2 separate regions of the Homo sapiens genome follow, and region 2 is linked to region 1. Evidence: chromatin loops called from intact Hi-C (ENCODE). Cell type or tissue: psoas muscle. All regions are shown on one strand. Each heading gives the region's core, and the rest is flanking DNA. Links, peaks and the distances in the headings are about the cores only.

Region 1 (2,921 bases), core at 93-2,592:
CTTTTTAAAAATCAATTTAATTAGAGATTTATCAGTTTTATCAGACTATTGTAAAAAGCTTTTGATTTATTTTGTCAGTTTTCTATCTTATTTATTTCTCCTCTTTATTGTTTCCATCTTTAGACCTTATTACTTTGCTTTTTTTTAATAGCTTTTAAATGTGAAAGCGTCACTGTGTCTGTCTACATTTTGTAGTATCTGTTTCTTTTTTTCAGTTACCCACTTTTCACTTGTCAATGCTAGATGTAAGATTTCTGCAGATGGTAGTATGTAGCCTTATTCTAATAAAATCAGTGTATTATGACAGTTTTGCCACAGATGGAATAAATTATCTTGAAAGAGGGTATCTTTTTTCTAATTTGCACTAAAGTGCTCAATGGATTCATGGCAGCTCTGAGTATAAGGGTGGATTGGTTTAGAAGTTATTGGGACCTATACGATTTATTAGTATATGAAATTTCAAATGTCTCTGGTGGCAGAATGGGCATGTGCTTCTGAACATATATAGCCATAGAAGTGCTTAGCTGCAGCATCATTCGTTCACTCCCAAGGTAGAATTAGTCTCTTGCCCAGCTTATCCTTGATGTTGATGCTGAATTTGGGTCCTGCCATGATGAGATCTTCAATGAACACATCACTCACCATTATTTTGATGGATAAAAATCAGTTCCACCCAATTCATTTGAATGTCTTCATATAACTGGTTACATTTGAGTACATTTTGTCTTTAAACATCAAATCACCTGCTCTGACTGAGTTGATGGACTTGACTTGTGTCAAGGGGATGAGGGCTCTTGACTGTTCCAGTAGTAAAGGTAGAGACTAAGAACCTGAGAAAAGTCCTCTTCAGAAAGGTGAAATAAAACCCATCAGAGTTGATGATTAAGTTGTTTCACACCTTCATGGTTTTCATCCTTGTTTGGGGATATGATGGTGAAAATATTCTCATTTTCATATCTAGTAAATTGGGTCCTGATGCTTTGAATCGGAGGTTATAGAATTGCATCTTGTGCCTCAGGTGGCATTCCTCCTCACGGTAGTTTCCAGTGCCTAGGTATTTGAGGAGCATATCTGATCCATTACATTACCAACCAAATGGTTCATCATTATCTCTAGAATGCAGGCATCAGTCCATGAAGATCATCTCCGAGATGGCTTTTGTTCTGTTCCTCAAAAACTCTGCAGGCCCAATGGTTCTTTCTGTTTCCAATGGGCCCAATGGAAGTGGACCCATTTTCATTCTATGTTCTAATCTCATGGTTCAGAATTCACTTACAGGGCTCCCACATCCTATTGGGGTAGGAAAACCTTTAAGATCTTTCTTGCCTATGTACTTTGTACATACATTTCTCCTCTGAGGTCTTCTCACATTTCTGGAGTACTACCTAGGCAAGGAGGGCTGGGGTCCCTTCTGCTCTTATATCAGATAAACATATAGAGACTTTGACTAAACCCCACCCATGAGCCCAGGGCTTAGCCCAAATAACAGGATACAGGGCTCCCCTTTTTGAGGGCCCCCTTACATTTATACACCCAATGTTTCCCTCCCATCTTACAATGTATTTTCATTCCTCTGCAGTTTAATATATTTTCTGATTTCCTTTGTGATTCCTTCTTTAATGTGTAGGTTATAAGTATGTTTACTTTCCAAATATTGAGGCTTTCCTAGGTATATTATTGTTACTGATTTTTTTTTTTTTTTTTTTTTTTGAGACAGAGTCTCACTCTGTCGCCCAGGCTGGAATGCAGTGGCGTGATCTCGGCTCACTGCAACCTCTGCCACCTGGGTTCAAGCGATTCTCCTGCTTCAGCCTCACGAGTAGCTGGGATTACAGGTGCCTGCCATCATGCCTGGCTAATTTTTGTGTTTTTAGTAGAGATGGGGGTTTCACTGTGTTAGCCAGGTTGGTCTCGATCTCCTGACCTTGTGATCCGCCCACCTTGGCCTCCCACAGTGCTGGGATTACAGGCGTGAGCCACCGTGCCTGGCCCTAATTTCTAATTTAATTTTATTGTGGTCAGAGAACATTCTTGGTAAAATTCAAACTTTTGAAAGTAAGTCTTATTTAAGGCCCAGCATATGGCTTATCATAATTAATTTTCCATGTGCACATATATGTACTCTGTGTTATTGGGTGGAGTGGCTATAAATAACAATTACAGTGCTGTTCTTATTGTCTATATTCTTGCCAATTTGTTCCTCTGGTTGTTCTATCAGTTTCTAAAAAGAGATATTATAGTTTCCAACTATGATTGTGGACTTGTTTATTTCTTCCCTTAGTTACTTAAAAAAAAACAAGAAGTGTCACAGTGACTATGTAAGCCTCTATTTCTGTTTTGCTTTCTTTGATTCACATAGTCTTATGATTTTGTAATTAATTTTGAAAAAGTTAAGCAGCATAGTAAATAAATATATCAAGTCTTAATTCTAAGGTTGCTTAACAGGGATTTTAACTATATTAAAATGTAAAATAATATTAGTATAATGACTTTTCCATTTGGACCTTTAAAAATCAAGGAGGAATAATATCTTGTGAACCTATTAAGCTTTAACATCTTTTCCAGCTATTTTTTAGGAGGTAAAAGTGTGTTTCTAGAACTAAAAAATTAGATTTCGAGGTATAAATACAGTTTTGATATTGTATTAATACACAATTTCAAATACTTTATTAGTACATCTTTTAACAACCTCCCTTTAACATATTGACTTATTTTTATTGGTTACAAATTTATTCTGATTACATTGGAACTAGTGTGCATTCTAGAAATACTGTTACTTAGCATCTGGTTTTGACTTTTAAAATGGCTGTTATTTATAGTGTATTGAGGGTTTTGCTGTATAATTTGCATAGTTCCTTTTATGAAAACAATAAAAGTCTATAGCTTTCTAAAGCTATAACTTTATTTCTTCATTCTTGTTG
Region 2 (2,921 bases), core at 331-2,830, 66 kb before region 1:
CAAAGTGCTGGGGATGCAGGCATGAGCCACCATGCCCAGCCCCTCATCCTATTATTCTTATTTGACAAAACCTCAAGCCATACATACATCAGTATAACAGCCCATATTTTAAAATATAGATATTGTTAGGTATATGTAATTTAAAATACTGTTTGAAGATGGTTTTATTTGGCTCAGAAAATTACAAGGAAGAATCATCTGCTGGGAATTATGGGTGTGGGGAAGAATGGGATCTCAACCTAGTGGAATATAGTAAAGACTAAAAATTACTTTCATTAAATTACTTTCAAAGAGAACTTCTTTGTTGAACACATTATATGACATAAAAGTATTTGTTATACTTGCCAGTAATTTCTTGATCTCGGCTGGGCGTGGTGGCCCACGCCTGTAATCCCAGTACCTTGGGAGGCCGAGGCAGACAGATCTTCTCAGGTTAGGAGTTGGAGACCAGCCTGGCCAACATGGTGAAACCCCATTTCTACTAAAAATACAAAAATTGGCCAGGTGTGGTGGCACATGCCTGTAGTCTCAGCTACTCAGGAGGCCGAGGCAGGAGAATTGCTTGAACCTGGGAGGAGGAGGTTGCAGTGAGCCAAGATCGTGCCACTGCACTCCAGCCTGGGCGACAGAGTGAGACTCCGTCTCAAAAAAAAAAAAAAAAAAATTAGCTGGGCCTGGTGGTACGCGCCTGTAGTCCCAGCTACTCGGGAGGCTGAGGCACAAGAACCCCTTGAACCCCGGAGGCGGAGATGGCAGTGAGCTGAGATGGCACCATTGCACTACAGCTTGGGCAACAGAGTGAAACTGTCTCATAAATAAATAAATAAAATAAAAGCTAACTTGCCGATAATAGGTCTTACATAGGTAAGGACAAAGTATCATAAGCAGAAAGAATTTTTTAAAAGTGTCATAAACAAAATAATATTCTAACTGAAGCAACTGGATACCATAATGAAAAGGAATTGAACCAATGCAAATTTATAGCATAAGGATGGGAACTAATTTTAGAAGTCCTACTTTGGATAGATTTTCACCTTTTGTACAGTTACCACTTGAAAATTTTCCTTACGTATACCAGAAGAGATACACTAGTTATTTTCTTGTTATTTCTATTTGCATTGTCTTGTTTTATAAAAATATTTTTCTGTATATTTTTCTAAAAGTTGTTATTTCACAGGGTTTCATCTGCCCCTTATGTATGAAAAGATGTATAACTGCTATTGATTTATTGGAGCATTACCAGAAAGTGCACGATGAAAATGAAACAAGAGGACAGGAACTTCTTAATGACTCCAGTGTTACTGTGGGTCCTGTATATTTTGTTTTAGCAGCTTGGTTTTGGGTTGCTCAAAATAGCTGGTTTTTCCTTGCCTCGGTGTTGCTTAACTTTTTATGCTACAAGGGAATATGGATTGCTTTAATTATGCATGCTTAAAGGAAGTTTCAATAAGGAAAAGAGGCTCTTGGGAAGTCTGCGTGGTTTCTCTTCCTGTTTGCAGCTGTCTTTTTGTGAATTTGTAAATAAATACAGAAATTTAAGTTAATATTTTGTATCAATTTTGCCATGAAATCAAAATATTAAGTGAATATTATTCCAACATTGGTAAGTTATATTTTTATTATTTTGTTAATGTTTCATTAATGGATGTATTAAAATGCTTTAGTATAAAATACTTTGCTCTTACTTAGAAAAAGGACTTTGAGGCTGGGCACTGTGGCTCACGCCTGTAATCCTAGCACTTTGGGAGGCTGAGGTGGGCAGATCACTTGAGGTCAGGAGTTTGAGACCAGCCTGACCACTGAGGTCAGGAGTTTGAGACCAGCCTGGCCAACATGGTGAAACCCTGTCTCTACTAAAAATACAAAAACTAGCTGGGTGTGGTGGCATGTGCCTGTAATTCTAGCTACAGGGAAGGCTGAGGCACAAGAATCGCTTGAACATGGGAGGCAGGGGTTGTAGTGAGCCGAGATCATGCCTGTGCACTCCAGCCTGGGCAACAGAGTGAGACTCTGTCCCGTCCCTGCCCCACCACCGCCAAAAAAAAAAAAGGAAAAAGACTTTGCATATAAACAGTTATTGTCCCTATTCAGGAAAATATACAGCGTTAGAACTTGAATCTCAGACTGTCTCAATTTTTGTTTTAACACCCCTAGACTTGAGGAAGGTGACAGAATGACATACTCTCATAAGTAACAGTGGATCAGTCCGAAAATATTTCTCAGTATTTCCCAGTATCTGAGGCTGCACGTAACAAAGGCTGAGGAGGGGAGCAAGTTAGGGGAAGCGCTGCCCATTTTCAGGCTGAAAAGAATTTCTCAGATGATCCTGATAATGTGTTTTCTTTGAAAATCACTATGGTATTCCAAAAACAAAGGAAACATAGCTTTTAAAAAATATTTTATAAATCTTATAAAATAATGCAACCTTTTGCACCAGAAAGACCAAAAATTACTTTTTTCTATGAGGTAATTATGTATATAAGAAAGGATTCTTAACAACATTTAGTTATTTGACACATTAATGGAGTACCTTTTATGTGGCAGATATTTTGGCAGGTGAGGGAGATAATAGGTGAATAAGGTACAATCTCTACCCCAGGAGGTTTCTATGATAGGTATTATTTGCAAAAAGTGCAGTGGCTAATTCAGCATAAGAGGAACTCAGGAAAAACTTTATAGGAGGACAGTTAAACCAGAGATTTTAACTGTGGTGGAGAAAATGGGTGCATGTAGGATGATACCAGTTAAACTGGCTGAAGCAGTGCAAGCAAAGCTGGAGGCATAAAAGATTCTTGAAAATCTGGTTAGCATTTTATCACATGTTATCCTTCTGGACCTTGTGGGTCAACTTTTCTTCTTGATGGACTAGCCAAAATCAAAAGTAATAATCTCACCTACTCTGCACTTAAAATAAGGGCTTT

The links. Peaks named below come from ENCODE experiments on the same cell type or tissue, not always from the same donor. Only the 100,000 strongest peaks of a DNase experiment are listed, where the experiment ranks them.
Region 2: a loop joins it to region 1, with 1.8 times the contacts of the local background. A loop is called at or near these places in 1 of 110 quality-filtered maps.

What each region holds. Positions count from the first base shown.
Region 1 is chr12:92,803,361-92,806,281 of GRCh38, reverse strand. All of the region lies in intron 18 of EEA1 (early endosome antigen 1), which reads left to right. Among named protein-coding and RNA genes, the nearest start is that of PLEKHG7, 100 kb to the right of the region's middle. In psoas muscle, for the core only: no CTCF peak of the experiment used is centred there; no DNase peak of the experiment used is centred there.
Region 2 is chr12:92,869,791-92,872,711 of GRCh38, reverse strand. All of the region lies in intron 2 of EEA1 (early endosome antigen 1), which reads left to right. Among named protein-coding and RNA genes, the nearest start is that of EEA1, 58 kb to the left of the region's middle. In psoas muscle, for the core only: no CTCF peak of the experiment used is centred there; a DNase peak (open chromatin) is centred at 1,841; H3K4me3 peaks cover 822 bases; H3K27ac peaks cover 1,851 bases.